2 separate regions of the Mus musculus genome follow, and region 2 is linked to region 1. Evidence: chromatin loops called from intact Hi-C (ENCODE). Cell type or tissue: heart. All regions are shown on one strand. Each heading gives the region's core, and the rest is flanking DNA. Links, peaks and the distances in the headings are about the cores only.

Region 1 (16,360 bases), core at 7,201-9,700:
CACTTGGAGAAGATGCCAATTAAGTAAAGCATTTTGCACCATAGAGTGGTTCTCTCTGCTCTATTATCACCTTACTCTGAACCACTGCACCCAGACCTCACTCTTCCACCTCCAAAGGATTAAGCTCCACGACAAAAGTAATTTGATGCTTGTGGGTTTTTTTTTTCCCCTTACCATTCGCATCTCTTCATCTCCTAATTTGAAAATGTTTTCTAATCCAAAGCAGCTCTTCCTTCTAAACTTGGCTTCCCCGTGAAGTTCTTTCATATGGTGGAAATTACCATACTTTATTGGAATGTATGAGGAAAAATGTTTCCATTTTCTCTCTTTCTTTCTTTACAATAAATTCACCTTTTTGTTTTGTTTCCAGACAAGGGTTTGTGTGTGTGTGTGTGTGTGTGTGTGTGTGTGTGTGTGTGTGTGTGTGTGTAGCCCTGGCTGATCTGGAACTTGCTCAGTAGACCAGGCTGCCCTCAAAAGTCTCCCAAGGACTGGGATTAAAAGCATGTGACACTGCACCGCTATAATAATTCATCTTATGCCAAGTTTTTTTCCCTATGTTCTGTGAATGAGCAGGGTTTGCACAGGGGCTCCTATTAAAGTAAACTATGTACTTGTTTGTTTGTTTGTTGGACAGGGTTTAAGTATTTTATTTAGTTTACAGTCTCATCAACATTTGTTTTCTTTTTTCTTGGATATTTTCTTTATTTACATTTCAAATGTTTTCCCCTTTCCAGTTCTCCTCTTTGGAAACCCCTCATCCCATCCCCCTTCCCTCTGCCTCTATGAGGGTGCTCCTCTACCCACTCACCCATCCTCTCGCCCTGGCATTCCCCTATACTGGGGCATTGAACACATTCAGGCCCAAGGGCCTCTCCTCCCACTGATGTCCAACAAGGCCATCTTCTGCCACATATGTGACCAGCGCCATGGGTCACTCCATGTGTATTCTTTGGTTGGTAGTACAGTCCCCAAGAGCCTTGGGGAGGGGGGTCCTGACCTGTTGACACCGTTGCTCCCTCCATGGGGGCTGCAAACCCCCTCAGCTCATTCAATCCCTTCTCCATCTCCTCAATCGGGGACCTCCAAACTCAGTCCAATGGTTGGCTGCAAGCTTCCTCCTCTATATTGGTCAGGCTCTGGCAGAACCTCTCAAGAGACAGCCATATCAGTCTTCTATTAGCAAGCTCTTCCGGGCATCCACAATAGCATCCTGGTTTGGTGGCTATATATTAGATGGATCCCCAGGTGGAGCAGTCTCTGGATGGCCTTTCCTTCAGTCTCTGCTCCACAGTTTGTCTCCATATTTCCTCCTGTGAGCATTTTGTTCCCCCTTCTAAAAAGTACTGAAGCATCCACACTTTGGTCTTCCTTCTTCTTAGGCTTCATAAGGTCTGTGAATTGAATCTTAGATATTCCCAACTTTTTGGCTAGTATCCATGTATCAGTGAGTACATACCATGTTTTTTCCTTTGTGACTGAGTCACCTCACTCAGGATGATATTCTCAAGATCCATCTATTTGCCTACGAATTTCATGAAGTCATTGCTTTTAATACCTGAGTAGTACTCTATTGTGTAAATGTACCTCATTTTCTGTATCCATTCCTCTGTTGTGGGACATCTGGGTTGCTTCCAGCTTCCAGCTATTATAAATAAGGCTGCTATGAACATAGTACAGCATGTGTCCTTATTACAAGTTGGAACATCTTCTGGGTATATGCCCAGGAGTGGTATTACTGGATCTTCCAGTAGTACTATGCCCAATTTTCTGAGGAACTGCCAAACTGATTTCCAGGGTGTTTGTACCAGCTTGCAATCCCACCAGCAATGGAGGAGTTTCCCTTTTTCTCCACATCCTCACCAACATCTGCTGTCACCTGAGTTTTAGCCATTCTGACTGCTGTGAGGTAGAATCTTAGGGTAGTTTTGATTTGTATTTCCCTGATGGCTAAGGATACTGAACATTTCTTTAGGTGTTTCTGAGCCCTTTGAGTTTCCTTGGTTGAGAATTCTGTTTAGCTCTGTTCCCCATTTTTTAATAGGGTGAGTTCTTTGTATACATTGAATATTAGCCCTCTATCAGAAGTAGGATTGGAAAAGATCTTTTACCAATCTGTTGGTTGCTGTTTTGTCCCATTGACAGTGTCCTTTGCCTTACAAAAGCTTTTCAGTCTTATGAGGTCCCATTTGTCAATTCTTGATCTTAGAGCACAAGCCATTGGTGTTCTGTTCAGGAATGTTTCCCCTGTGCCCATGTGTTTGAGGTTTTCCCCAATTTCTCTTCTATTAGATTCAGTGTATCTGGTTTTATATGAAGGTCCTTGATCCACTTGGACTTGAGCTTCTAGTTTTGTTTTTAACATTTATAAGTCCTTTTTTTTTTAACAATAAAGAAATGTTTTTAATGGAAGTATTATAGATGTTACAACCTAGACAATTTTAAACATTTCATTGTAGAAATTGGTAAATAGAAAAACAAATCTAAGCTTTTAAAGTAAAATTGATTGTATAATTTCCTTTTTCTAAGTAGCCTTCAAGTGTTTCAAATGTATAATAGTGGTAACTAGATTCTAAGACTGTACACTCTCTTCCTGTTGTCCCTCCCTGTCTGTCCATCACTCACATCATCTCCCCTGATCATGCTGCTCTATTGCTCTGGACCATGCCTCACTCATAGAGCCCTTGGCAGCTACAGTAAACAGAGAAAGTGGAAGATAGGAAAGAGAGGGAGGGAAAGGAAGCGGGAGAGAATGAGTGAACATGTGTCAGGCAGTCAGTGGCGCTGGGCTTTGCTTTGGCTATTTTATGTTTTCTATAGTTAAGTCGATGTTCTCGTTCAAGTGGCCTATATCTTTGTAAAAATGTGTTTTTACTTATTATTTGAGAAATTTATACGTGTATATAATGCACTTTGACAATACCCACCACTGTTCTCCTCCTATGATTCTTCTCAGACCCGTCACCAAGTATCTGCCCCCCACATCCAGGTCCTTTAACAAAAAGACATGCCACTGAGTCCAACTGGTATTTCCTCGGTGTGCACAGACACAGAGCAAGGGCCACGACCCTGAAGGAAACGGACTCCCCTTGAGTAGTCATCTACTGCCATTAGGTCCTCAGACACAGAGCTTCGCAAGCTCCTCCCCCATCCATAGTGGAATTTTGACTGACTGGGTCTTATGCAGCTCTTCTGTGGGCAACTGCACCTGCTGTACGTTATTGAGCACAAAGGCACTGTCCAGAAGACACTGCTCTGTAGCAGTTCAATGTGACCTCTGGGTCTCGCAGTCTTTCTACCACATCTTCTGCAGTGGTCCCTGCCTTGGCAGAAGAGGATGTGATATAGTTGTCCACCTAAGACTGTGCACTCTGCTATTGCTTAGTCTTTGCACCTTGGCCAGTTGTGAGCCTCTGTAGTAACCTCATTCCGTGCATAAGAAGCATCTCTGACGCGGGCTTTAAACGCACTAATCTGTGGATGTAAAGATGAATATTTAGAAGACATCGTACCAGGCATGATCTCCATGCTACTTTTATGTTTAATTAGCTTATAAGGTTGCATGTTCCCTTGTTGATTTTCATTCACACTTGGTTTTAATTGTTCCTCTCTTTCCCCTCCCCCTCATTTCCCTCTCTCCCATTCCTGCTTTACCCGCCCTCCCCTTCCAATCCTGTAGATTCAAGTCAGACTGTATCACCCTCGAATTTGCACGTAACTAGCTTGTGAAAACACGAGCTCTGAACATGTCTTCTTAGCAAATGGTGGTGAGTAGTAGGGAATGTCAAGTCACAAGCAAGAGGGTACACATATACAAGGATGTGGGCTCTTTCCCTTTAAGAGGGGTCTGCAATGTGAGGCAGCTTTCCTTTCCTGTGAGAAAATAACAAAGTGTCATTTTTATGGAGAAAAGATTTATCTTGTTTCAGAGGCTTCGGTCATGGTACCTGTTGCTTCTGTACAGAACATCATGGTAGGAAATATGTGCCAGAGAGAAGCAGCTTACCTCACAGAAGGCAAGAGACAAAGTAAGAGCACAGGGAAAAGACCAAGGGCAAGAGCACACCCCCTTTAACCAAGCCCTACTTCCCGAGTGTCAATTACTCCACAACAGACCATCAAATTAGGAATCAATCAATGGGCTAATCTATCATTAAGGTCCCAGCCCTCATGTCCAGTCACTTCTTATGAGCCCCACTTAGGAGCATAGCTGACCTATGGACCAAGCCTTAGCCTTTGGGAGGATTTCCAGGTCCAGACCACAACGTTTGCGTTGGTCCATCAGTGACACTCGTTTCAGTTTTTATCAGAGAACAGCTACTGAAGAATCACCAACATCGATTATTTTTTTAATTTTTTGAAACTGACTTAACTTTGAAAGGGGATTATCTAGAGTGGGGAAGGGAGGGTGTCCCCGACATTACTGTCATTTTATGTTAACAAATTTAACATGCACAGTTAAAACAATATATTTTACTACAACCTTTAGAGTAAGTATTACCTTAACGTTACAGCTGTTTCCACCTTTCTTATATCGTCAGGGACTAGTGAAAACTGTCTCATGGGACCCCAGCACAGTATCAAGGAACCACCTGACCCTGCAGCTGGAGGGCAGGGTCTCTTGAGGACCCTGGTATAACCTGGAAAACCTCTTCCAGGGAAATAGGCATGAAGAGCCAAGCTTCTGTGAAGACTGTCAGGCTGTCCCTGGCTAAGATACGACCCTGTGTGGCAGAACCAGCTGCATGGCTAGAGATGGGCCAGTGGATTCAGTAGACTCTGTCATCGACTGCACCCAGGTGCAGAGCTCACTGCCCCTCCCTACAGGAACTAGCAGTAGAACTCACATTGTAATTGGTATGACCCGAGTCTAAGTGCTTAACGCCCCCAGCATATCACAGAGTGGCCAATTGACGCTTTCCCAGAACTACAGAAACACAAATCACTAACACCATTCTCTGTCTACACAGCAGTTGGGGAGCCGAGGTTAAGTTGGAGGCCCTAGAGACAGAGAGCCTCTGGGGACAAAGAACAATAGGAATGTACTTTGACACCAGAGGATAATACAGCCACAGATCACTTAAGACGTTTTGAATAGATACAACTGACTAAAAGAGACAATTTCCTCCCCTCCTACTACTTAGCCTGGGGTGAGGACAAAACCCAGCAAACCAGTCCCATTAACCCTAATAAAACTAATCCATTAATGTGTGAATGAGCATAATTCTACATAAGAGTTCACGGTAATATATGCCTGAGAAGTTTGAGCTAATATACACATAAATAATAGTACATAAAAGGTATTTTTGTTTCTGTACAATTTAACTAATTCCTATGAGAAAAGCTGAAATTCCTTACAACCTCCCAAAACTTTTTCAGATTCCCCAAAGGCTAAGAGCTCTACATATGGTTAACACAGTCCAAGGCTGGGCCAAAATGCAAGTATAATGAACGATATAGGGAAACTGATAACACTAAGTAATAAATAATTAATGCTTTCCCAAATTGCAATAATGTTTTCTTCACACCGCTTGTATGAGAAAGTGCACAATTAATAGAGACAAATAAATGTTAGGGATTTAATATGTATTGACTTTTTTTTAAAAAAAACACATTTATTTTATTGTTTTCAGTTGTGCATATATGTGTGTCTCTGTGTGGGGGGTTGTATATGTGTGTCTCTGTGTGGGGGGTTGTATATGTGTGTCTCTGTGTGGGGGGTTGTATATGTGTGTCTCTGTGTGGGGGGTTGGGCAGGTGCCAGATGGGAATTGATGGGTTTGTGAGGCACCTCACACGGATGCGGGGAACCAGGCTCACATGCCCTGTCAGAAGAATGTATGCTCTTAACCACTGAGCCATCATCCCCCATCCCCATAGTATCATTTCTTGTTCAAACTGGGCCATCCTCCCACACATCCCCCTTAGGTAAGTGGTATAACATCTCAGCAAGCCAGCAGAGAAATGGCACATAGTCCTTTCTTCTAACAGGGGCCTGAGCCTCTGCTTTTTACTGGAAATCAAATCGGAAAGGTCGATTTCATGACATTGTCCCCCATTCCTGCTAAGGCATCTGCATATTGACACTCTAAAAGATGACCCGAAAAAGCACGCTGTTGGGTGGGTTAAAATAAACGTCTAGTGCAGGGTGACATATAGAGAAACATTGCGATAGAGTAGCTATTTGGGCTGGAAGAGAACTTTCCTAGTGCAGTCTTGCTGGAATCACCTGCTTGCTTCTTCACAAATACTGAGAACCTATGTGAGCCATGTTCAGCCAGACCCTTGGTCTTAGGCTCTAGAACTCACAGGTGCAAATGCACATCTTCCCATTCCAAGTGGCCACAGTTGCCTGCCGCCATAGTCAATTGTTAGAGAAACTGGGCAGAAGCACATAGCTTCCCACCAACTCCTAGAGCAGTTTTCCCTGCTAAGATGAATCCCCTCTGCCTCAGGTGACCAGAGCCAGGCAACTCTGACTTTGTCTTCTGAAAGCATATATGTTGTTTCCAACCCCTGCTGTTGTGGTCCACGTGCAAAAGATAGACCTGTCAGATGGCACTGCTCACCACACACACACACACACACACACACACACATAAGCACATAGTCACACAGACACTCACATATACACCTTCTTCTGGCGATGTTAGCAAGGGAAACTGGGAGCTAGGACTATGGTCACCACTAAGCCATTATATGGGTAAGAAAGCATTACAACTCCCTCTTTTTATTTATTCAGACCTTGGTTCTGTGCCAGCGGACATCCAGAGGAGCAAAGTACATTTCTGTCTTCTTTCATGACATACTGCTTCTTTGTTTCATAAAGTTAAGCACGGTTAGGCCATGCTTATGTATGCTTATGTATGTATGCTTGTTTATGGAGCTTTTTGAATGTTGGTATGTATTTACATATTTGTGGTGGAGTGCATATGTGTCCGTGGAGTGCATGTGCAAGTGTGTGCAAGAAGTCAGATGTCAGCCTTTAGTGTTGTTCCTCTGGTACCCTCCACCTTGGCTAACCCAAAGCTTGCTAATTTGACTACAATGGCTGACCAGGAAACCCAGAGACTCACCTCTCTCCACCACCTGAGGGCTGTGATTACAAGCACATACCATAATAACAGGATTTTTTAAAAGAAGGTGGCTTCTGAGGGTTCAGCACAGGTCCCCATGCTTATGCTACAAGAACTGTATTGGCTGGGCCATTTCCCAGATACTATTTAGCATTTGATTGTGGTCATTTCTTCAGGACGTTTTCCTACTTAAGTTGGAGGACTCAAGTGGCTCCCTACCTATCTTGGTCTTGGAAATCTCATTTAAAAAGTGCCAACGCCTATATGACGGCCTCCACCCTGAAAGTCTCACAGCTGGAGGAAAGGCAACCACTGTCCAACAAGACACAGCGACAGGTTTAAAGAAGCACAGCTCCCAGGAGTCCCCTGACTGGGTGGAAGTGGCATTCCCTCTCCTGCAAGTTAGGCAGCATGGATGAAATGTTTATAAGCAACATAGTAGTCCCCATATGCGTGGGAGCATTGATAGGAGCTAGTCCAACTACTGCAGCCTTGTATTCTTAACTTGCCTCTGCCAGCAATGCAACAAATGAACTATCTCCTCCATGCTCAAAATAGACACGGTTTTCTGAGGCCCAAAGTTCACCAGCTGGTCCCAATAAAGTGCCTTTAAAATTCCTGCAAGAAGATTATGCTTTGTGATTGTGCAAGAATATATATTGTCCCAAGCCTGTTCAGATGACCATAGCAATGTAAGGTGGAGGGACTTGTGATAGTGTTTGCATGACTTGTGATAGGGTTTTACAAGGAGAAATATTTCAGACGCTACAGGAAGTGACCATAACAACAAGTCATTTAAACAGCTCCATGAAGGGAGAGTGGAGCTGGGGACACGCATTCTTTCAGCGAGGCTGTAGCTAGGGAAAACGCCAATATAAAAACAACCTATTTTTAGGGGCTCAATATCTCTTCTGTAAATGCTTGTGAGTCATATTTTACAAGGGCAACACACTCAGCCACTGTTGTACCCCAGCTCCCAGCCACCTTAGGAGAAACAAAGAGGATTCCGTCAGTGAGCGCTTCCTGGCAAAATTGCTTGTGAGCTTTTGATTGCAAAATCATTATGTTTGGCACTGAGTTAAGTAGCAGGAAGAACCTGACTTGATTTTTCAAATCCCTCGGCTGATACAATGCTGCTCTTAAGCTTTTAAACTGCTCAGTTAGGCTCAAAAGTCTCAGGGAAGCTGTAAAATGTCTATTTTAGATTCTTAGTTTTTAGTGTGCTTCCCAAGCCCCGGCAGGATTTTAATGGCATATCTGTAACAGGAGACCCCCACGCTCATATCTGGGCCGTGGTGTCTTCTCTGCTGAGGCCAATAGATAATCCTCAGGGGTTAGAATACATAGTCTGGAGAACACATGCCAGCTGGGAGTCTGTGAAACCCCCAGGCGAGCCTGTGTGATGGGATACTATGCAGATGGCAGAGAACTCTGACCCATGTTCAGCTGAACCCTGGTGGCTTCCCAAAGAACTGCAGGGAGGGCCTTTAAATGACACTATGTGCTTCAAGTATAGGACATAGGATCTTTGTTTTAGTTGACATTGTTTTATTATTATCTTTCTCTTAAACTGGTAAACACAATAACGGGCCTTACATAAGCTCTGCATACATTGCTTTTTATTGCTTCTCGTCCCTTCTCCCTTCTTTGGGACCCTGCCCACCCCTGCCCCTGCCCCTGCCCCTGCCCCTGCCCCTGCCCCTGCCCCTGCCCCTGCCCCTACCCCTGCCCCTGCCCCTGCCCCTGCCCCCACCCCCTACCAATTCTCCTTCCTTTTCCAAGTCTATAAATTCTGTTATATTTTTTCTTACCACCCCCTACCTCTAGCTAAAGACATCTGGTTCCTTTTCTAGTTCTCTCTCTCTCTCAAATGCAGGAGCCACATATGAAAAAAAATATGCAGTATTCATCATTTTAGATCTGAGATATTTCACTTAATATAGTAGTGCCCACTTCTACTCATTTTGCTGCAAATATTATAATGTCATTTTTTCTTTCACAGCTAAACAAAATTCCATTGTGTGTAGGTATCATAAGACTTTTTCTCCATTCATCTGTTGTTAGACATTCCTTTACTGTAATGCAATAGTGAGCAAGGCATGCTGGCTTATCTGTCGTAAAACATATAGGCCTCTGGGTGATACCCAGGAGCAGTACAGCTGGGCCACTTCGTGGTTATGTGTTTAGTGTTTTGAGACTTCTATTCTGATTTCCACAGTGATTTAACTATTTTGCAGCCCCACTAGTCGTAAGTCAGGGTTCTGCTTTCTGGACATCCTCACCAGATGTGGTCTTTTGCGGTGCCGTAGAAAGAACATTAGCATCATCACAGTTAAATTTAAATAAATAAACTTAAATTTGGGATATGTCCATTATACGCTCTGAGCCTTAATTTCCATATCTGTGAACTATCCAGAGATAATAAGATCAACCCAACATCATCACCAAGAGAAGGATGAGCATGGGAAACCTCTGCCTTCTACTGATGAGGTCAGCTTGAGCCCACAATCCTGCCAGGGCCTCACCAGTGGTGGGAACACAGACTAGAATCACAGCTCCAGACTCTTGCCTCGGTCTTGAAGTGCCAAAAAGTGACTTTCATCTATATCCAGTAGTTATTCAAGTACAACACATACTCACCATAGCACTCAGGAGACAGCCCAATGTGCTGTTATATCAAAATAATTAAAAGAACATATTTATTTTGAGGAATGGAAATATTCATTGACTGCATGATGCATCTCCCTTTCCTATGTATAAATCATACTGTCTGCTAGTGTTACTGTGAAAAATGCTGTCAGGGAAAGAGGAAATATGCATTTCTTCTCTTAATACAATGTCAGGGCTATATCAGCCACCTCGCTTCTGCAGGCTTCTTACTGCCTGCCTCAGGATGCAGCCTACATTGAGGAGTCACAGAATGGACTGAGTCTTAGATGATGAACTCAGTCAACCATCCCTGAGTCAACTACAGCTGAGCTCTGACTCTGGTCATGAGATGGTCATTTCCTCATTGTTTGACATTGGGCATTCTGAAGCCGACCTCTAAAAGCATGCAGATAGCATCCAATGACACTTGTGTAGGTGCACATGTTAGTTGCTGTTGTACAGCTGTGACAAAACACTTGTAGGAGAGACAATGGATTTTGCCTCAAGGGGTCAGAGCATTCAGTCCATGGTCCCTGGCTCCATGTTTTGAGGCCTCAACCTAACTGTGCTGTGAGTTTTCACTATGCCACATTGGACATCATAATAGTCTAGACCCTACCTACTTCATGGAGTTAGGTACTAAGTACGTTAATTCGTGCAAGTCACTTAGTGTCTTTCCCTAAGGGAAGAGTGTCATCAGTGTCAGCTACTGCTTAATCCAGGAGGGAGGTCATCACACTGGATAAAGGCATAGATTCTGCAGCCTATGCAGGCTAGGAATCCTCTCTACATGTACTACTGAGTAATCTCTAGTTGCTGCATAACCTACCATGTCTCTGACTCCTCAACTACAAAACAGAGGTAATAATAGTGGCATCTGGTTCCCAGAGCTAGAATTATTAAATTGATCAACACAGAAGAGTGTCTGGTATGGAATACATTAAAAAAAAAAAAAGATGGTCACTATCTTGTGTTATCCAAAAAATACCATCATTTGATTCTAGACAAGAGCCAGATTGAGCTAAAGTGGTACTCCTTAAGCCTGCATATCCTGCGACCCTTTAATCCAGTTCCTCATGCTGTGGTGACCCCCAACCATAAAGTTATTTTTGTTGCTACTTTATGACTGTGATTTTGTTACTGTTATGAATCATAATGTAAACACCTGTGTTTTGCGATGGTCTTCGGCAACCCCTGTGAAAGGGTTGTTCGACTCACAGGTTGAGAACCTCTGAACTAGAGGCTATGTTGAGGCTATGTTGAGGATGGAGAGCAATGAGGAGAAGTTCTTGGGAACTTCCATTCATAAACCACTCAGCTGAATATGCAGAACAGTCATGTCTTAGCCTGTTCCAGCTGCCATGAAAACCCACCACAGACTAGAGCTCTAGACACTGCAGAGTCTCAACTCAAGGTTCTTCATCACGCGACTCCACTTAGGCGTCTCACCTTAGCTTAATGAGGCTCAATGGCTTGTTTTGTGCTTCCATGGCCCTGCTTCGTGAGAGAGGAGAGAGAGAAAAGAGTGCCCAAGAGTTTCCCTCCTACAGAGCATGTCTGAGTTAGGGCTTCTGTTTCTGTGATGAAACACCATGAGCAAAACCAACTTGGGTGTCACTCATATTTCCACATCACAGTCTATCATTAGAGGAAGTCACTGTAGGGACTTAAGCAGGGTAGGAACCTGTATCAAGAAGCTGAGGCAGAGACCATGGAGAGGTACTGCTTACAGGCTTGCTCCTCATGGCTTGCTCAGCCAACTTTCCTATAGCACCTAGGACCACTAGTCCAGGGATGGCACTACCTACAATGAGCTGAACCCTCCCTTTCAGTCACTATTTAAGAAAATGCACCACAGGCTTGGTCACAGAGAAACCTGGTTAAGGCATTTTCTTAATTGATGTTTCCACTCCCCAAATGTCTCGAGCTTTTACCAAATTGCCTTCAAACTAGCCCACTAAGGACACTCATCCCAGTAGATCAGAGCCCACTCTTCAGATCTTGTTTAAGTCTCGCTATTTTCTTAGAAGTCCTGTCTCCAAATGCAACCACCCTGGGGAGTAGACATTCAAAATCTGAATTTTCAGAGGACAATTTATTTATGTGAGATTCCAGGCAAGGGCAGAGGGGAGTAAATGGAAGTTTTGATCATGTGTAAATATTTATAATATCCCTGACCAAAGCTAGTCTTTAATTCTGGGTGAGATTGATGATTGATTGGTTGATTGGCTAAAATCACATCTATTAGTTCAGGCCAGCAGACTGGATTTGATTCCAAACAAATGGACATTTCACACAAGAGACAAGGCTATAAATACACAGTCCGTGGGAAGGGATCTTTTGTCTTCAATTGTCACATTAGCCATTGATTTCAACATTTCTATCACACTTTATTTATCGTGCATAAACTTAGTTGTATGTGTATGCGCGTGCCTGTGTGGAGGTCAGGGGAAAACTTTAAGGAGATGGTTCTCACCTATCCATAGGTCTTGGAATGACACTCAGGCAAGTTCCTTTACCCAATGAGTTACTTTACAGGCGTCTCCTCGTTGACTTTTGTCTTCTTAGATTCCTGTCTCTTTTGTCTTAAAAAATTCCTGAGTTATTGCAAGAATGCAAACTTCCCACAGAGCACATCACTTATTATTATTATTTTGCATTTGTCAACATGCCATATTCTCACAAATCAGCTCCCAGGTAAAGAAGCTGAGACACATCTCTGTTGAGATATGTTGAGGAAAGAGTACACATAACCTGTCTGAGGCTCTCCTTTAATTGAGAATGGCCTGTGTGTTGCTTGGCATTTGAAAAGTCAGATAGGTATCTATTCTCTACTTTGCCACAACCAAGAGGCAAATAACTGCAAGTCTAGAAATTTATCATGATGATATGCATACCAAAATTTCTTCTGATCCAGAAGCAGATAATTTGATTGCAAAGCTCTCTGAGGCCCCCTCTCCTGAGCCTGACTGAAGACAGCTTGCAGTTTTTTATCATTTGCTGATTCTTAGCTATGATAAGCCAAAGGAGATATAGAGCATGCCAATCTCCTGACTAAGATGTCAAGGTTTAGTGACAAAGCATAGTCTGCCAGATTTAATAATGCCAAATAGAATCATAAAAATTCACTTGCTACTCCGGAGATGCCTGTGACAATTGTATTCAAACTATATCAGCAATATCTTTAAAAAAATGTATTCTTTTATTTAGTGGTGTGTGTGTGTGTGTGTGTGTGTGTGTGTGTGTGTGTGTGTGTGTGTGTGTGAACAACAGAAGAGTTAAGAGTAGAGGATAGAGAAGTGATTTTACAACAAAATTTCCAAAACAGGTTCTAGTGGGGCCAAGCAGGGAAGGAGTGAGGAAGAAGACTAACACAGCCAGTGCCTTCTCTGTACAACCCCAGCTCGGAGCTTCCTCTCTCTCCAACCCTGGGGACTGGCCCTGGATGGCCTGCTCTACATTTTTACTGTAGTCATGCACACTGGATAGCCTGAGCTGCACTTTACTGCTGAGACTAGAGATTCTCTGAAAGATGAGCCCTTTGAGATGATGCTTTTACAACAAGGGTGGGGGCCTAGCTGCGTCTATGTGGCTCTAAAGTCCATGGCTAATGTTCTCTAGGACTGTTACGTGCAGGTGGGAAAACCATACCCAACATCAAGAGAAGGCTTATCACAAAAGATGGTGGTGGGGAAGACCAGGCTGGCGAAAGGGAAGGATTTTCATCTGGATCAGGCATGTGGAATGCCTCCAGTATCTGTTGCAACCTTTGTCATCTGTGTGCAGGTCACATGGGTGTCTGCTCTATAAAAACATCTTTAGACTCTAGGTATGTTTTAGGACATCTTCTGCACCTCACATTTATATCACATACCATACATTATAGTGAAGTTTTTTGTTAAATTGTTTATGGATTAAGGATTGAACCCAGAGTCTTGCATACACTAAGCACGCACCCTTCTACCACTGTGTCCCTGCCTTGGCTCTTCTTGTCCTTGTAATGTTTCGTCAGCAAAACACACTCGGACAACCAGATCCTTCTACGGCAAAGCTTTATTGCTTACTTATCAGGAAGACCTCGAATACAGGAAACTCAGTCCTTTTATAACCCACAAAGAGCGGTTGGAGACATGTCAGCTCCTGATTAGCTGCTCACCATTAGCCCAGATAACGCCACGGGACAGGCAGGGCACAAGGCATGGAAAAATAACCCAGCACATGCGCAGACTACTGGTTTACTAGTTAGAACACCGGATATCAGCGCCATCTTGTAATGGCGATTGCAAGGGCGGCTCCTCACAGGCTCTTGTACTTTTCACAGTTGCTCAGACTTGCCCTGGACCTTCTCTAGCTCAGGCTAGTCTTGAACTTGCAAACCTCCTACTTCAGCCAACCCATTAGCTAAGACTATTGGCCTGTACCACCAGTCATGACTTACGTATCTTATAGTAAGAAATTTAAAGCACAAAGAGATTCCCTACGCCTTGCACTCCATCCGCTGATTTGCGTGCTCATGAGGTCAGTGCTAAGTATCTTCCTTGCTCACTCTCCACCTGACTTTTTGAGACAGGTTCTCTCACTGACCCAGGAGCTCGACAATTCAGCTATGCTGTTTAGCTAACAAGTTCCAGGGCTAGACCAGCAGTGGTATATCTTCTCCAGCACAAAAGCACAGACCTGTACCACTGTGCTTAGTGTTTTAAGTGGACACTGGGGAATTGAACTCTGGTCCTGAGGCTCACATAGCAGACAGTTCATGTCTAGTCCAGCTCTCTGATCAGTACCTTTTAATTGTTTAATAGGCAGAGAGCAGAGTCTGTCAAGAAATTTTTTTTCACTCGAAGACATGGAGAAGCAGGAATGAGTTTAGCAAAATCTTTAAAATGCCTGCTTGCATGTGAATGAACCATAGCACAAGACCAGGAGGTTCCACTGGCTTCCATGGGCTGTGAGTTTGGGGAGAGTACTATTTGTTCTTTAGAATTTGATATTTAAGACTGAAAAAAATTGAAATATCATAAAATACAAGCAGATGAGTTACTTAGTTTCTCATTGCTGCAACAAATACCTAAGGAAAGTAACCTTTTATAAAGGAAGGCTGGGCTTGGAGACATGGTTTAGCGGTAAGAGTGCTTACCATACGAGCATTGGGGCCTGAATTTGGATCTCAGCAGCCATGTAAAATACCAGGCATGGTTATACACACCTGTGACCATGACAATGTGGGGGATTCCTGGGGCTTGCTGGCCACCAGCATAGTTCCAGGATCAGTGAGAGCCCCTGTTTCAAAGGAACATGACAGAAAGTGACAGAGTAGGGCACCTGAAGTCCTCCTCTGCCGCCACATGGGAGCTTGCAGAGGGCTGAACGGCCTGCCCCCTTTCAGTGTAGACAATGTCAGATCCATGCAGGGCACAGGATCTGTAGCAGACTCCAGTATAGATCTCTGCTTAAAAACAAAGTTTAGCTTTTCTTTGCACTAAGGAGGAATAAGTAAGCACTTGCTAAGTGCTTCCACTTGGTTAGAGAAACGAGAGTGTCTGTGTCAGTCATAGAAAAGAATTATAGGAAGAGAAATCAGTGCATATCTTCATGGGCCAAGAGTTGAGGTGGAGCAGTGGGCACGCTCAGTAGGAGAGACGATGCCCCTAGGGTCATCAGTAACAGAGTAGACAGCAAAGCCAGAGAAATGAATCAGCACAGCTGGACCCAGGGACCAGAGTGTCAGACAGAGCTCTTTGATGCTGTAACATTCAAAGCAAGTGTCTCCTTGCTTACAAGGTCCAGTAGGTCTCCTAGGCCATAGGAGTGATAATATAACAAAAGCAAGCCCTCCAGAAAAGTGAGGGGGGCGGGATTTGCTTAAATTTGAAGAAGATAGTGAGGCAAAGGATTATGGGGAAGTCTCTAAGGAAATAGAGACATGAAAACAAAGCATTCTGACTTCTGGCCAGGGAAAATTTGCAGGACTGGGCTCTGCTGATAACAAAGCCGTATGACTGACGTGGCTATGAGTCTACACGGCACTTTCAGCACATCCCTGCCCCGTGAGCTCATGTCTGAAAGGATCTGACTGAGGCGGAAGTAATTGCTCACTGGGATGTGACCTCCCTTTGGCACAGCTAATCAGCCATGCTCTGCCATTATGGATCAGTGGCTCTAGCTCTCTGTTAATACGGTGCTGTGCAAATACACACCCCTCTCTGACCTCCTTCCCTTGTAGCTGGTGCTAGCCTGTGAGAAAACATCAAGAAGAAGCCACAGGGCAGCACTTAGTCCGGCTTTGCAGCCTCTACAGGAACCCTTCTAAAATGTACCCACAACGTTTGGGGATTCTTTGGGGGATACTGTTTTGACTGGCTACAAGTCAATGGTTCTCACCCCACGTCTGTTTCAGTGAGTGGCTAGAATGGATCAGACTCAGAAAAACACTATGTTTAACAGTTTGTGGGGAAAAAAAAAAGTTCCGATTGAGGAAGGGCACAAGGCATACAGAGAAGAAAGACAGGACAATCAGTGGCTTCTCTGGATGACCCGCTCCACCCCATCCTACCCTGCCTCACCCCACAACTAGGGTTCTTCAACACAAAAATTCAGAGAGCTCTATTCTATAGAGGTTTTGCCAAGGTTAAATT
Region 2 (16,360 bases), core at 6,179-8,678, 66 kb before region 1:
AAACAAAGCTCTTCAGATACATACTCATTGTCTTTCCCATTATCCTGTAGACAGAGTCCCTGCCATGCAGTACCTGTCATGTGGCCTCAGGCTTCTGGCCAGACCTCAGTACTCCCAGAACCGCCTTTTATCTGAAAAAGATAATGACAAATTTCTTGTTCCTTTAGACTTCTAGTCTTGTAGATAGATAGATAGATAGATAGATAGATAGATAGATAGATAGATAGATAGAGATACATATATACATATCTGAATGTACACACACATACACTGGGCTGAGTGGAGCAACAGCATCTTATCTGTTATTAAAGGGTTAATAAATATAATGCAATGGTCTTTACTTTCCTTGTATGGACACAGAGAGGGAAACTGGACCACAGATGGACAGTTCTAAGACAGACTGAGGAAATCAACTCAAGATAATTAAAGTACCAAAAAGAGAAAGGAGGAAAGTCTCAAATAGAAGGGTTGATGCTTAGGACAAAAGACATGTACAGGTCAATGATCCTTGTCGGTGTTAAGGATGCTGACCATATTCATCTTACAGGTTGTAGTGAGTACTACATAATACTGCCCGAGGGATGCCAGATGCCCCTTCTTTGTAAAAACAGATTTCCCTCATACTGTCTATGCATCCTGGAGTCTTACATTTAGATGCCCTCCAAAATATACAGTCATACAATTTAGCACAAATAGAAAGGAACACAATGGGATGTTATTTCTAAAGTGTTTGATAGAACATGACACACATTAGAGGCCAAAGCAACAGATTACAGGATGTGTAGGACAATCACAGAAATGTGGATATCATCATGTTCTAGATTGGACCAGGACTGCTTACCAAGAAGCTCAGCGTAACAATCTCTTGTAAAAAGCACTAGTTGATAGGTTGTTTTTGGTTTTTGGTTTATTTTTTGTTTTGTTTGTTTGGTTTTTTAGTTTTCATGATCATTTGAGAAAAACAAAATGAAACTCCCACTGCTCAGTATACAATTTTGGCCATTTTTAAGATGACCCACTTAAGAAGTGGAGGATGCTGTTTATGCCATGGTGAGCACAGCTCTGATTTCCCACCACAATCATACCTAGTCTTTGACTACCAAATTTCAAATTTCCTTAGATGTTGTCTGTGTCTTCCTGTTCTTGCTATTTGTATGTAATCACAATGCCAACAAGGTAATAACAAACATGTTAATAGACAAAAAAAAAAAAAAAAAAAACAGACAAACTCACGGCTCAGAACAATGGTGAGTAGGTTAAAATTTCTTGATTTCTGGCAGCATCAGAAAAATAACAATGTAGATTGAATTACTAATTTTGCAGTGATGGCCATAAGACCTTACTATGTAACTAGAAATACATCTTCATATTTACAGGAAGTTGGAATTAGCTAATTCCCCTGTTCACCATGCTCTGAAATGTTTTGCTGAACATTTTAGTGTTATTAGCATATGACTAGGCGCTAGTCACAATGAAAGTGGCCAATAAATACTCCTGGATGAATGAACGGGTTTATCAGTTCCTTCATGGATCAGTGCTAGTTGGAAACACAGCAATTCATTTTCCAATCGATTCTAAATCTTCTGGGATCTCAATTTATCTGCTGGGTTACTGAAGTGGTCTTTGCAGTTGATCCAATTCAAACTTACCCCTGTCTAGCTTACAGATGAATGAGTCTCAAATTATGGTTATTTTATTTGGCTTTGTCAATTCCTGTGGGTGACCCCTAATCTACTTTTCTATCTGCTGAACTGACTACTTCCCCAGCGGTTTACCCCAAATACTTGCTGCTTCTACTGGCTCATGGTCCCTCTCCCTCATGGCACCTTCCTCTTCTCTGTCTGTCTGTCTGTCTGTGTGTGTGAGAGAGAGAGAGGGAGAGAGAGAGAGAGAGAGAGAGAGAGAGAGAGAGAGAGAGAGAGAGAGAATGTATGTCTTCATGTGAAGGGTACAACACATGTATGTGTATGTGGAAACCACAGGTCAACCTCAACTGTCACTCTACAGGACACTGTTCTTAAAAAAAAAAAAAAAAAGACAGGGAGTTTGCTGACATGGAGGTCACTAATTCAGCTAAACTGGCTAACCAGCCAGCCCCAGGGACCCTGTCTCTGACTCCCTGGTGCTGGGATTACCAATGAACAGCACAACACATAATAATTTGTTTGTTTGTTTGTTTGTTTGTTTGTTTGTTGTGTGTGAGTTGGAGCTACCCCACAGTGGCCTCTTGTCTTGAAGAGCACAAGAGCGTACAGGGTTGTTTATGAAGTAACTCTGTTCAGAGTATTCTGACATCCCCAGCTCCAAAATGCTTCTTAGAAAAAAAGACACTTAGTACTTAAAATAAGCCCATTTGTGTGTGTGTGTGTGTGTGTGTGTGTGTGTGTGTGTGTGTGTGTGTGTATGAGAGAGAGAGAGAGAGAGAGAGAGAGAGAGAGAGAGAGGAGGAGGAGGAAGAGGAGGAGGAGGAGGAGGAGGAGGAGGAGGAGGAGGAGGAGGAGGAGGAGAAGGAGAAGAAGAAGAAGAAGAAGAAGAAGAAGAAGAAGAAGAAGAAGAAGAAGAAGAAGAAGAAGAAGAAGAAGAAGAAGAAGAAGAAGAAGAAGAAGAAGAAGAAGAAGAAGAAGAATTACCAAAATACATAGAAATAAAATCAGAGGATCAAGAAGTAAGGAAAATACACTCTCGTGCATTCAGAAGGAGAAAACATGCACACACAATTGATGATTACTGAAGAGAAATCAAGGCTAGGAATGGGAGAAGATGGGGAGGGGCCATCTGTAGAATGTCTCTGTTTTATGACAATAGATTCTTCTGGGCTGCATAGTGTGAATTACCATGTGCCTCTACCCAACTTTAATCACTTTAAGACTCATATTAAGCAAACAATTTATGTTGAAATCATTATGTCCTGATAGCTTTCAAGTCACAAAGCAAAAATAAAGAAGTACAAAATAAAGAAGTCTCAGTAGGAAAGGAAGGAAGAGAGGGAGATACCAAGGAGGCCTCTGTTCAGTCAAATGCAAAACCCTTTTGACTCTCTTCATAACTTCAAAACACATGCAGTTCATGATGGATTTAAAAGCACAGCCCATAAGCTCATGTGCCCACAAGTATTGTGTGTATCTTGTCTCAGAATTGGAATATATCCTTCCACAGAGCATAGGGAAGAAATCCCTGCATAAAAGATGGTTTTTAATGTATAAAGGTTCAAATATAGTTATTCTATTTCAATTGATGTGAAACAAGGCCAAAAATGTGTCTTTAGGAAACTGTGCCCTTGTGTGGTAGCTTAGGGAGGTCAGGAAGCAGACCCAGGTGACTTCATTTAGTGTCTAGCCCTGGTTGAGTTGGAATTGTCATGAGGTAACAGTTACTGAAGGGAGATATGAGAATAGTATCAGTCCTGAGAGAGTTTCATGCTGGGGAGGTGGACATTTCCTGTCTGGGATGTTGGAATAATCTTGTTAGCTATACAAAATTTTGCCACACTGTCTCACACTTGTCTTCTAATTAATTATGAACATTCAAAACTGGCTTTCAAAGATTCATCAAAAGATCTCAGGACAGCCAGACGAATCAGAGTTGTGTGAGGTTCAGGACCAGCTTTAGGGAGGGAAACGCAGCATCCACCGATCATTTCTGACACCTGATACATCTCTGAGAGCTTGAAATTTATCAGATCTATGAATTTTCAATGCTGATTAAGAGAGATTTATTTTTCTTTTTTTTTTAAAGATTTATTTATTTATTATATGTAAGTACACTGTAGCTGTCTTCAGACACACCAGAAGAGGGCATCAGATCTCATTATGGATGGTTGTGAGCCACCATGTGGTTGCTGAGATTTGAACTCAGAACCTCCAGAAGAGCAGTCAGTGCTCTTACCTGTAATCTGAGCTGCCTAAATGTTAAGAGACATCTGGCCAGACATGAAGAACCCATGTGTGCTTTTCTGTCTGTGATGGAACTCCAACCTCACTGTTACATTCTCAATCACTGTTTTTTTACTGTTTCTTTCTCTATTCGGTTTTAAGACCCTGGACTTAAAAATAAAGTGATCTTTTTGCTTAGATGCTTCAATCCCCAAGTAAAATGTTTCAAAAACCCCTTGACAAGCTTCCATCTTCCTCGGATACATCAACACACCTGTTTTCTGCTAAGATGACATCCGTGTTGTCAACCAAGCACAGCCTGCCACCTCTACATCTTGAACCAAACCTTCTGAAGTTCAATAAGAATTAACTATCTCAAAATTGTGCAGATTTTTCTCCTTCTTATCCCAACCTTCCTGCTGAGGGCCAGAGGGCACTGTAGGACTGTCTTCTTACAAAGAACGGGGACAGCTTGGGGATCTAATGCTATAAGGAAATGTATTGTTCCCAGATCAGCCCAAAGCCATGTCAGAACTGGGCTCCTGTTGGTCAGGTTATAGTGGGGCAAGGCAGAATGAGATTCAAAGGGGAGGTCTGGGATTTGGAAGGTCCTCCCACAACTGGGTTTATATCTGACATTCCCTCCAACTGGCTCTGAGCTCTCCAAATAACTGCAAGCCTTCTGGCTTATGTTTACGTGTAAATGTCCCACCACCCAAAAACATTCAGAGGAGAGGAATAGGGAACTATAGCAAAGACCTCAAACCTGCTGTTTCTAATGTTCTCTCCTTTGTTTTCCCTGACAAAATCTTTGCAAATTCCCCAGCTGCCCATGAAGAGGCCACCAAAGCTGGCAGAACTGTCTCTTCTGGGTTTTAAGAGGTAAACTCAGCCTCATATCCATCCCCATCTGCTACTCCCAGTGCATTGCTCCGCTCTCTGTTTTCTTCGGCATTTCCTGGTCTGCTTGATGAACAACACGAAAACGGTTGAAAGGTGCTTGGAGAACTCCCACATTGAATGTGTGTTTGAGTTTTGCGCCCCACTGGTCAGGGAAATTGCCTGTGTGGCTGCAGACTAAAGGGTAACCCACAACCAAGCAGAGGTCTTCAGTCAGGGCTGTAGACGGGGGAGGGGTGTGTTTGGAGCAGAAGCTAAGAGGTTATTATTATGGTTAAAAGAAAAGGCCAGACACGCGTGATTTCAACAACCTCAATCTCAACAAGGGCATCTTATAAGCCCTGCAGGGAAGAAAGGCATGGTGTTTTGGGTCAGTGGACTACAGAAATTGGCCCTGTGTAGCCAGAGGCTCAGAATCATATTCCCTTCTGTCTCCAGAGCAAAGGTGTTGAACCATGTATTCCCCCAAGTCCGAATTTCTCAAAATAGACTGACAGATGGGTCAAGCAAGGTCTCAGTTGAGGACCTCAGATATCTGCTAGGAAAGATTGAGCCAGCAAGCCCAGGGACAGCTACAATCTTACATGAGACTGCCTTGTACATCATTTGAGTCTGTTTCACAAAGTCACACTGAGCTGGATTTCATCATTAAGGCTGAGTATTGAGGCCAAGATGACCCAAAGGAGCCACTACATAGAGGAGATGACAGAGTGGGTGGGGCAGTGGTTTCGGGAACTGGCAAAGGCCCCAGAAGGTCCCCTGTCCCTCTGCTGTTGTCTCTTTCTAGCTAATCTAATGGCTTCTCCCCATCAGACAAAGGTTTCAACTCACCCCTGCCTCCCATCCTCCTGTGTTATCGCTCACTGTAGTGTTTTAAATACAATGATCAGAGGGAAGTCTGAGGACCCCATAGTTAATCATTTCCTTTGTTCTAGCAAATGCTTAAGTTGGGGATTTTGTGATTGGGATGCATAGCACATACTACAGTTAGAGGCTAATGGCACATCAGTACCAGTAACAGCAGGTACCAATAACTCCCTAGCATTGCCAACTCTTTCTGAAAGAAAAGATCCACACTCCCCCTCCACAGAGCCAGACATACAAAGTGAGGGTTTTTTGATTTTTACCTTGGCACATCAAAATCAAATTGAAGGTTGCATTCTAACTTAGAAAGATTGGATCTCAGAAACCAAAAATATACACATACTTGTGCATGTATGTATGCAATGCCTAGTGGTTGATTATTGTCATGGTTGGAATATGCTTGACCCAGGGAGTGGTACTATTAGGAGGTGTGGCCATGTTGGAGTAGGTGTGTCACTGTGGGCATGGGCTTTAAGACCCTCATCTTAGCTTTCTAGAAGTCAGTATTCTGCTAGCAGATGAAGATGTAGAATCTCAGTTCCTCCTGTACCATGCCTGCCTGGATGCTCGACATGTTTCTGCCTTGATGATAATGGACTAAACCTCTGTGCCTGTAAGCCAGCCCCAATTAAATGTTGTCCTTTATAAGACTTGCCTTGGTCATGGTGTCTGCTCACAGCAGTAAAACCCTAACCAAGACAGTCATCGAAGCTATGTGCAAACTTAGCTATTGCAGTTGTCACTCTGCTGGGACAAAACTACCCAGTAGAACTTATTTAAATCAGGAAAGATGATTTCAGCTCACAGTTGTGGAAGGCTCAGGCTGTGGCTGAAAAGCTGCATGCACTTGAGCAGGTGTCACAGTTGCAGAGATGTATGGCGAGGATCACTGTTCACATCACAGCAGATATGGAACAGAAAATAGCCGCAGGGAAAATCCAGGGCAAAGGACCCAGCTACAGTGTTAGACGTTCTCCAACTAAGCTCCACCCCTAAAGCCTCCAGAACCTCGCACATAGTGCCTGCCACCAGCTGCAGAGCAGGAAGCTTTGGACAACATTTCAGAGTCAAACAAATGAAAACAAAACTCTAAGAAAGAAACAATAACAGCCCTCATGATGCAGGTCTGAACTTCAGCTATGACAGAGGCTGAGGCAGGGGAATCACAAATGCAAAACCTGCCTGGGCTGCAGATTGAGTTCTAGGTCATCCCGTGTCATTTAGTGAGACCCTGTCTCAAGATGAAAAGTGAAAAGAGGGCTGAAGATAGAGCCCAGTGGTTGAGTGTTTGCTTAAAATGTGCAAGCCCTATGATTAAGCCTCAGTTCAAACCATATGAAGAATAGCATAGCATAGCATAGCATAGCATAGCATAGCATAGCATAGCATAGCATAAAACAAAACAATAGTCTTCATAGAGAAACCTATACATAGTATGTCAGAGGACAAATGGTCATCAACTATTAGAAAGATAAGAACAGAAGGTTTCTGGGACAAGCAGTTAGAGATAAAAGAAATATTGGTCACAACAAAGTGAATATGTTCCATCAACCTCTGTGCATGTCCAGGGTCTCAGGGAAGGGAAAGGTGCTCTGAAGAGAAGGCAAGCCAGGAACCAGGTGGCTAGACCCAGTGGTAAGACTACAGCCTGAAAGAGTGTGAGGAGGCTATGGCCAAAGACCACCCCTGGGTCACAACAACAGAACAAGGGGTAGGCTATCCTGTGGAAGGAGGGGAAAGAATGTGTTCGCACAGCTTCATCCATGAGAAGCTAGCTACCAGGTGCCCACAAGATGGAAAATTTGGCAGCATGTGGGCAGGGAGGTTTGCCAGCTTCAGATATCAAAGACTGGCTTCTTTCTGTCGAGTGCTAATGGAAGCTATTAATATCCAGAGGTCATACTTCCTCTTAGACTCTGGATGTTTCCCAGGAGCACTGAAAATAGAGAATAGAAGCATGTTCACCCATCCGTAGGACACAGAGCCAGTGGCCTCAGCAGGACCTGCAAGAGTCCCCTGGCATGGGTGTCGGGATGATTCTACTCCCAGGAGAAAACCATCTATCTATAAAAACCAACCTGCCCAGCATACAGGCCCCCAGGGAATTCTCCTTCCTGATGGGACATTGTTAAAGTCAAATTTCTGCCCTGTGAGCTAATTCTCCTCTGGTATTGTCCCAGTTTTGAACTGATAAAGTGTAGGCTGTGTCCTACAGATTGTGTCATAATAATAATGTTCTTGATATAAATTATTAGTAATTTTACATCAGTAAGCATCTCCTGAGGCTCTCAGAGGGCTGTTTTGTTCTACTTTGTTTTACTGATTTAAATCAAGTGATTAAAGAAAAAAACAACACTCCCTTGCCTTGGTTCATGCTGTTAACTAGATTCACAGTAATGAACCAATTCTCAGCAGTTCACCATGGTAGAGAAAGCAGGTAAAGAAGACAGGCCCTGGGGCTGACTCGGCTGAATCCTTGTTACACAAGTTCTGGGTTCAGAGAAGCCCTTGGAGGGGGAACAAACATATCCTTGGTGGGGAAGCACCCCCACTGTGGCTGGACACACTTACCAGGAGGCTTTCTCACAAGTAAAAAGCAAAACACATCACACAGTCTTAGATCTCCCCGGGACCAGCTGACTTGTGCAGGCACTCAGCAGTTCTTTAAGGTCTTTATCTCATCTGACCTCCTGACCCAGTGATGGGGAATGAGAGGCACACAGAGTGGAGTGAGGTGAAGGGAGGACTGCAGACATGTCATTAGTGATGGCAGCCATGATGACAGTGACATAATGCGACTGCTTACTATGCACACAATGCTTTGTAGTCAACACACCATGCATTTCCTCTGCACAACTAGCAGATATATCTGCAGTAGCACACAGGACATTGTGTCCAAAGACTAAAAACCTTCTATTGAATATTTGCTAGGCAACAATATGCTGGGCAAAGATGTGTGCTAGCAAGCAAATTTATTTTACTATCACAGGAGAAACACACCAAAATTTGCATCACATTTGAGAACTCTGGACTCTTTGGATATGGGGGTAAATGAGGCTTGCTCTCAACAACATCTCCTTAAAATGAAAAGGAGAAATCATGCCTGTATCTATAAGGATTTATAACAAAGAATCAAAGTATAAGAAATGATAGGGAAATTGACAAAGTACAACAGTTGAGGGTTAATTGAAGTAAGCTTTCAAAAAATTCTTTATTTATATGTATGTGTGTACGCCTACATGACTTTATGTGCACCATAAGTGCGCAGATATCCATGGAGACTAGAAGAGGGCATTGGAGCCCCTAAAACTGGAGCCTCATGTGATTGTAAGCTACCCAAGTAGATGCTAGAAACTGAACCTTGGTCTTCAGCAAAAGCAGTAAGTGCTCTTTCTGCTGAGCCATTCCTCCAGCCAGGAAGTAAACTTTTTAGAGAAAGGATCTTAGATTTGTGGAGGTGGGGTTTGATTCCAATCATAGGAACACGGTATTATTCTTAAGGGGACAATGTTTTGACTAGAGATGTGTAGAGAGAAACAGGACCATTGAAGCAACAATGAACAGTGCTATCAGAATGTGGCAAGGCTGGGAGAAGCAGATTCTAAGTCAAAGGGCTGAAAGGTAATTCATCCAGGGGTGAAGGACATAGAGGCAGTCAGGCTTTCTCATCATGTTGCTTACCAGATGAGACAAAGGAGAAACAGAGAAGTCAAGACTCTCAGCCAGGAAATAAACCTGGGTGCTTGACTCCAGGCTTCTCCTCAAATGTAGTCTGGAGTGGACTTGTGATGCATAGGCCTCAAGTGCGTCAGGACTGTTTTGTATGTGACAGAACACAAAAATCACACACTTACTTCAAACATTGTAGTTTTTGTTGCAGTTGATTTGGGGGGATTCTTTGTTTGTTTGTTCCTTTGTTTGGTTTGGTGTTTTTTGTTTTTGTTGTTTTAGTTTTTATTATTTTTGTTTGTTTGCTTGCTTGCTTGTTTTTATAACATAGTTGCACAATTTGGAAGCCCAGATTTTATAGATGACAGCATAGGATTGCAATGTCAAAACATTGGACACGCCTGCAGTATTAGGACCTCTCATGGTGACCCTCTAAAGCCCCTTCCCATGTAGCTTCCCCAGAGCAAGGAAGAATTCCCCCTTACTGCCTAGGACTAGGAAGAGCTTAGAAATAGTTCTCCTGATCTTGGTAGTAAACAAGGCTACTGGAGGCCACTGTGCAGTGAAGACATGGGAGGAACAGACAGAGTATACAGACTCCCAAGAAAGGAGGAAAAGGCCAACAGGCCCTGGGGAGGGTGGGGATGATACTCAGAATAAGAAAGACATTTGTCTCAAAAAGATGTAGGTTTCTGGCTTGGACGTGTGTGTAAATGGATGGAGGTTCCTATGACTGAGCTGGAAAACACTGGAAGAAGTGAAACTCCTCTCAAGTCTTTCATGGGCCATTCCACTATCCTCAATGCCATAAATTAGAGTGGAGACTCACCTCTGCCTTGTGCTTGCCTCTGTGGCCCTGTGCTGGACACTGGTGGCTCTGTTTACCACAGACTTGCTTGTGGCAGTAGTGTTTTATTTACTACTGTTTCCCCCACCTCCTCCCAGGCCTGCAAGCTCTGAGATAGCCCAAGTTGTGGTGTGCCTTTGCTGGTGTGTGGGTGGGTGAGCGTGTGCGATGGCATGTCTTGTGGTAAACTGTTGATTTACTGCAGTGAGAGATAGATTAATACTTGCTTGATTTGTTGGGGCCATAGCATTGTAAAGGTCAGATAGTCACACTTGGCAGGAAAGCTGCATTTGAACCATGAAGCAGGGAAAATATTCACCTTAGCAGCTCTTCTCATCCTGATTATGCCTTCGTCTAGTGATTGCAGTGCTTAAAGAGTTCATCCCGTAAGCCTTTTACATTACTATTTGTGTGTGATGTGTCGGTCCTTGGGAGACAAGGACTTTTAATCTTGCTGGTCCCCAGTGAGATTATGAGGTATAAAATTGGGCCTGTGCAAACCTCAGACTGTTAGTGTGGTCGTGTGCTTAAATTTCCTGGAGGAGATCACTTATCTTTTGTCTTTGGGTGAAGAGAATATACTGTCCCATCTTCCTTGTCAATAGTTGAACAATTGGTTCGGGAGCTCTAAAATACCATTTCCAAAGCAATGGAGAAGCAGCCAGTGGACACTACTCGTAATTGTTTAATATTGTTACCACATTTGCTTACAAGAAAAGCGAGACAACTTGTCATCCATCAGGAAGGAAATATTCCTAGGCAGCAGTCATGGAGGATGCTCTGCAGTGTCATGGCAACCATCCCCCAGCCCCAGACTTGATTACTTCCATTGTATCCCTGGTCATAGCTGAGCTGCCCCATTAACTTCACTTTCTCCCTCCTCGTTTGTGAAGGGGACGCTGGGAAGCAGCCCACCACACACTTGCTCTGAAAGATGCACAGGATCAGAGGGATCCTTGCATGTCCTTCCTGTCCTCTGGATGCAGTCAATGAGAACATTCAAAATATCCTGGACTGCACCATGAGCCACCAAGAGAATCATGTGCAATTAAAACAAGAAATCTAGGGGGAATCAGAACCTCCTGTTAGAGAGAGTGCTGTTTGGTGATCTGTAGTCACAACCTGGTCCCATTGCTTACTATACATCAAGCCTCAGTTTTCTCTTCTGCAAAGTGGGGAACACAGCAACTTTGCAGAACAATTATAGCTCAAACAAGGATCACAGTACCTGGCACTGAGAAAAAAAATATTCAGTATCCAGTACTGTAATTATTGTGTCTAAAGTCACAAGAGAGGGCCAGTGAAGATGGCTCTGTAGGTAAAGTTACTTGAGACCAGTTCTAGCAACTTGAGTTTTATCCCCGCAACACACACGTTTTGGAAGGAGAGAACTGACTCCTGCAAGTTGTCCTGTAACCACTCCCTGCGTCTACATACTCAGGCATGCATGCATGCATGCATGCATGATGCACACATATTAAAACGTAATAATAAAATAAAATCACAAACGATGTGGTGGTGCATACATGTAATCTGAGCATTTGGGGAAGTGAGGTAGGAAGAGCCCTAAGAACTTAAAACATGTATGTATGTATGTATGTATGTACGTACGTATGTACATATGCATGCATGTATGTGTATGTATAGATAGATGATAGAAGATAGACAGACAGATAGATAGATGGACAGGCAGACAGATAGATAGACAGATTCAATCACAAAAAAGGTTTAGGGGAAAGTAGAGACCCAACTTAGGTCTCCTAATTCTGGTCTCACTAGATGACACTGCCTGGTTTCATTAAACTTCAATAAAACAGCCAGGAGCCTCCAAGATGAGAAAGTGATGTCTGATCACAGGGAAGATTCAGAATTCTGTGTCCAGAGACTAACACTGCTCATGTTCCAGGGAAACTCTGGTATAAGTTCCTAGCCTTCAGTTTATAGATTTGCTCAGAACCAAGGTCCACAAAGCATGCCTCAGTCTTCCTAAGAGAGACAGAGCATAGTCAGTGGGTTGTATTATGGATTATAATAAAATGGTCCAAGTGCGTGTTCAGTTTGATTTGAATGTGAAATGTCCCCCATAGGTTCCTACATTAGACGCTTGCTCTCCAGCTGGTGGCATATTTCAAATAAGGTTCTATTGCTAGGTTCTGCTTCCGGTTTGGTAACTTCTGAAAGTTGTATAACGTTGGTGTTGTTTTATAACAGAACAAAACCATGAAGGAATCTGCCTGAAGTCAGGCTTGCTGTTATTTCTTTTTGAAGTAGTTACCCTTATAGTTGTGTGATGTATGGGGCTTTCTTTGGATTATCTTGTTTAATCTCAGAAGCTAGGAAGGACCTTGACTTCTATGCAACAATGAGAGACAATGGAGTCGAATAGATGCAGTAATTCAGGCAGAGAGTTCAGATGGGTTTTGGGCTAACGTCTGGTCTCTCTTCTAATGGTAGCCACACTCACACACTGTAATAGTACAAGGCTTATGGTTGACATAACAAACTTATTTTGTACCCACAACGGTCATATATACATCAACTACACTTTTATAACTACCCTCTAAAGGGAGAGTGCTTTCAGCTCCATTTAACTGATGAATAAACCAAGGAACTGGTAGGTGAGGTAGCTTGTTCAAGATGATGTAGCTTAAGTGGCCAGCTAAGCTGGATGGCTCCCAAGTACACACTTTGGTCCTTAGCATGTGACCTTTGCATGGAAGTGTGTTATCTAAGATCTGCTAGACAGGTATCTTGGGACCCAACTAGAACAACTGGACCAGAACTTGTGTTCTAATAAGACCCATAGGCACCAGGCATACATGTAGTACACAGACAGACATGCAGAAAAAATATCTATATTATATATTTTTAAGTTTAAAATATCCCCAGGAGATTCTATAAAGGGTAAGAGCCACTAATCTAGGCTCTTTCAATGCAAAATGATACCAGGAAAACTGTCCTTATGTCTCACAACTTCCCAGATGGAGAGAAAGGAGAGCTGCCCTGTTTAGGCATTGTGCCCTGCCCCATAGAAAGGGACTATAGCCCAGAAGCACAGATGTCAGCTAGAAGAACTGTGTGCTAGCTAAGCCAGTAGCAGATACTGTAATAGACAAACCCTTTATTTTAGTGGGTTCATAAAATGGTTTTTTTCCCCTCATACATATAAAATCAATCAGTCAGAAGAGCTTTCTTCACCATCAAACTAGACCTAGTCCCCAGGTCTCCCTTCATGCGCCGCCACCAGTACTAAGCAAAAGGGAAGGTGGAAATCCATGCTCAGGGAGGGCTACTGAGCAACCGGCAATCAAGGCTACAGTTGGCTGCAAGTGATTGGCACTCAGTTGTTCACTTATCCATTCGATGAATTAATAATTTGCTGAATAATGAACAAGATCCACTTATTCAGTCATGCACTCATGTATCCATTCAACAGATGTTTATTAATGGCTGAGAGAAGGAGGATCTTAGATAGAAAAAAGTGCAAATCTGGAGGGATATTCTGAGTGGGTATCAATATGCACAAGTACTTTGAAAACAAGAGAGAGGGGATAAATATATGCCTGTATCAGGCAAGGGGAGGGAGAGAGAGAGAGAAAGAGAAGGAAAGGGAGAGGGAGAGGGGAACACTTGGGGAAGCCCCCCTGAAAGAGATGGTAATAAACCAAGCTTCTATATAGAAAAGGGGCAATCTACTTCACAAGAGAGTGGATTATGAAGATTTCAAACTCCAGAAATTGCAGAATGTAGAAGTCATGAAGTAAGTCAGGTCAAGAAGCAGAAATGTTGGTAGACTGGATGATGGAGAGACAGAAGGACTGGGACACACATACAACAAAATTCAAACCTGGCTGATTTGCTTGTCTCCTGGGAGTTGAGTAGAATGGAACCAGGATCTGCCTCGTCCTGAAGAAAATATGCAAATAGTTGTGTTGTATCACTTTCTCAGACAGAAAAAAAAATGACATTGTGCTTCCTTCCCTAAATGCCCTTTGTAATCTATGAGAGAGGAGGAGCAAGCTGTTTAAATTCACTCATATTTTATAATCTGGGAACAGCTGTCACCTGCTGTGCCCTGGGGAACTCATTACTTACAGAGGGACATGCAGATATCACACACTCCCTCAGTCGTGCTCGGCCCTGGGCATCCCGAGAAGCAGAGCCTGTGTCTTGCATAAGTGCCACACCAAGCCCCCTCCCCTGAGTATGTCCTCTGAAGGGTCTATGGGACAGGATACAGAATTCTGTCCTTCATAATTATGGAGTGATTAATTATTTAATTATAGTACATAACAGCTCAGGCAGTGCCACCGCCTCTCGTTTGTTGGACTCTGAGCCCCCATTAATCATTTGAAATTTTGAACTTGAAAGAGATGGGCTGATACAAAGCGTGAATTGTAGTACTCTCCCCAGTACCCATGATCTGCTTCAAAAACACCACCAATATATCACAGCCACCATTGCCTTCAGCAGCCAGGGCTTTAACCCCAGGTGAGCATCTTAGGAAGGGGATGCCGTGTGTGCACATCAAGGACATGTGCTCCAGCCATGGAAAGAATCCTGTTTTGCTAATAAGCCGTGACTCCATCTGCTGCCTGCGAGGAGAGACTTTTCTCCAAGCTTTGAAAGCTGGAATCTCCTTCTGGCTCTGTCTTCCTGCCTTTGTGATGTTCCTGGTAGATATGTCCCCAACAGTTTTTTTTCTCAGAAGCTTGCAGCCTGGGTACCAGCAGGGCACGGCTCATCCATAGCTGCCTGACACCCTCTGAACTTGGGAAGTCACCTGAGTTGACCTGACTGCTGGTAGGTTGCTTCTAGATGTCTTCACCTTACTGTGACCACCTCCTGAACTGCACACTCATTTGGGAATAGAGATCACCTCTAACAATGATCTCCCTCCTTCCTGTGAAGCTTCTTGGCATCCTGCTGCAGAGACATACCTGGTTGGTTATGGGGGTGGGGGCGTGAGAGGGGTGGAGGGGGTGGGGGATGTGTTGCAAGAGAGATTACTCAGGAGAATTACAGAATGCCAAAGAGATCCAAATGTGATTGGGGATTCAGGATTGAATAGCCAGAGAATGTATGATTACAAATCCCACCACTGAGCGAGTACCATCGCTTCAGCCAGCCAAGATGCTCAGGCTTATACCACTGTGCTACTGATCTTAACACACTTTCCACACTCAGCATGATGACCCTGGTGCTATCCAGAGGTACCCAAGGCCTGACACAGCCATCAAGCACTGCTCTAACCACTCTACTCCTCTGCCAGACCCCTTTCAGTTCTGTGATACAGGGTCTTGCTGGGCAGCTGGCTCTCAAACGGATGCTCTTCCTGCCTCGATCATCCCTGGCTCCACGGGCTTCACTATGGGCTCCCAGAACTGATGCTTGTGTATCTGATTGAAAGGTCCGGGTCTGATACCCACACCACGAAGGAAGAATGTGGGAGAAAGCAAGTGAGAACATAGGAATACCAGTCTCTCCATGATGGGAATAATTGACCCATTAGGACTCATAGAGTGGGGAGCTCTCAGAAGGGAGTTAGCTGCTTTGTGGCTTCTGTATTTTGCCTCTATGGGATGAAGTGGGTTTAAATAGATCAATACTGGGCACCTTGGAGTTTGGATCCATATTTAGCAGACAGCACTTTCTGACCCTGACGATGGCCAGTCTATTCTTCTGATTGCTTTGCCTTTGCCTCTAAATACTTCTTGCTAGTGGGGGACAAGAGGCCCTGACAGTGAGAATTCAAGGGAAAGGGCCCAGGATGAGGTGCCGAGGTTACTTTTGGTCACTGCTGAAGCCTTTCAGCTGTTTCTGTTACATCCTCCTTCTGTTGCCTTTCATTTTGTTGCCAAGAATGGCCCTATTCTTCCTAGAACTGCCAAGAGCACTGTCCCGAAACATGCTGGCCACGTGAGCTGGAGCTAATGGCAGAAGCTCTGCATTGCTCCTTAACACTCAGACTCCAAAGCCTTAGGCCCAGAGCTTATAGATTGAGATATATTTGATTAAAAAAAACCTTAGACATTTGGAGTGTACATTATTTGGCAATTTTAGTCTCCCCAAATAGTGCCGATTGTCCTGTGCTACACAGTTAAGGACTTGACTCTTTAGGATACCCATTCCCCACTCTAGGCCCTAGAAGGAATCATAGTTCCAGAGCCAAAGAAAGACATTTCAGCTATTTGTGGTGTCTTAGTTT

What was found. Hi-C counts contacts between places; a loop is a spot of excess contacts. Peaks named below come from ENCODE experiments on the same cell type or tissue, not always from the same donor. Only the 100,000 strongest peaks of a DNase experiment are listed, where the experiment ranks them.
Region 2: a loop joins it to region 1, with 2.5 times the contacts of the local background. A loop is called at or near these places in 1 of 42 quality-filtered maps.

Annotation. Positions count from the first base shown.
Region 1 is chr2:4,245,088-4,261,447 of GRCm38, forward strand. All of the region lies in intron 1 of Frmd4a (FERM domain containing 4A), which reads left to right. It overlaps Gm39752 (a long non-coding RNA gene), which reads left to right and starts at 2,339. Exons shown (of 2, transcript XR_865942.2): 1 at 2,339-3,767; 2 at 3,930-16,360. RefSeq lists an enhancer at 6,932-8,850. In heart, for the core only: a CTCF peak has its summit at 8,535; DNase peaks (open chromatin) are centred at 7,974 and 8,454; H3K4me3 peaks cover 284 bases; H3K27ac peaks cover 1,876 bases.
Region 2 is chr2:4,180,229-4,196,588 of GRCm38, forward strand. All of the region lies in intron 1 of Frmd4a (FERM domain containing 4A), which reads left to right. Among named protein-coding and RNA genes, the nearest start is that of Frmd4a, 36 kb to the left of the region's middle. In heart, for the core only: no CTCF peak of the experiment used is centred there; a DNase peak (open chromatin) is centred at 7,473.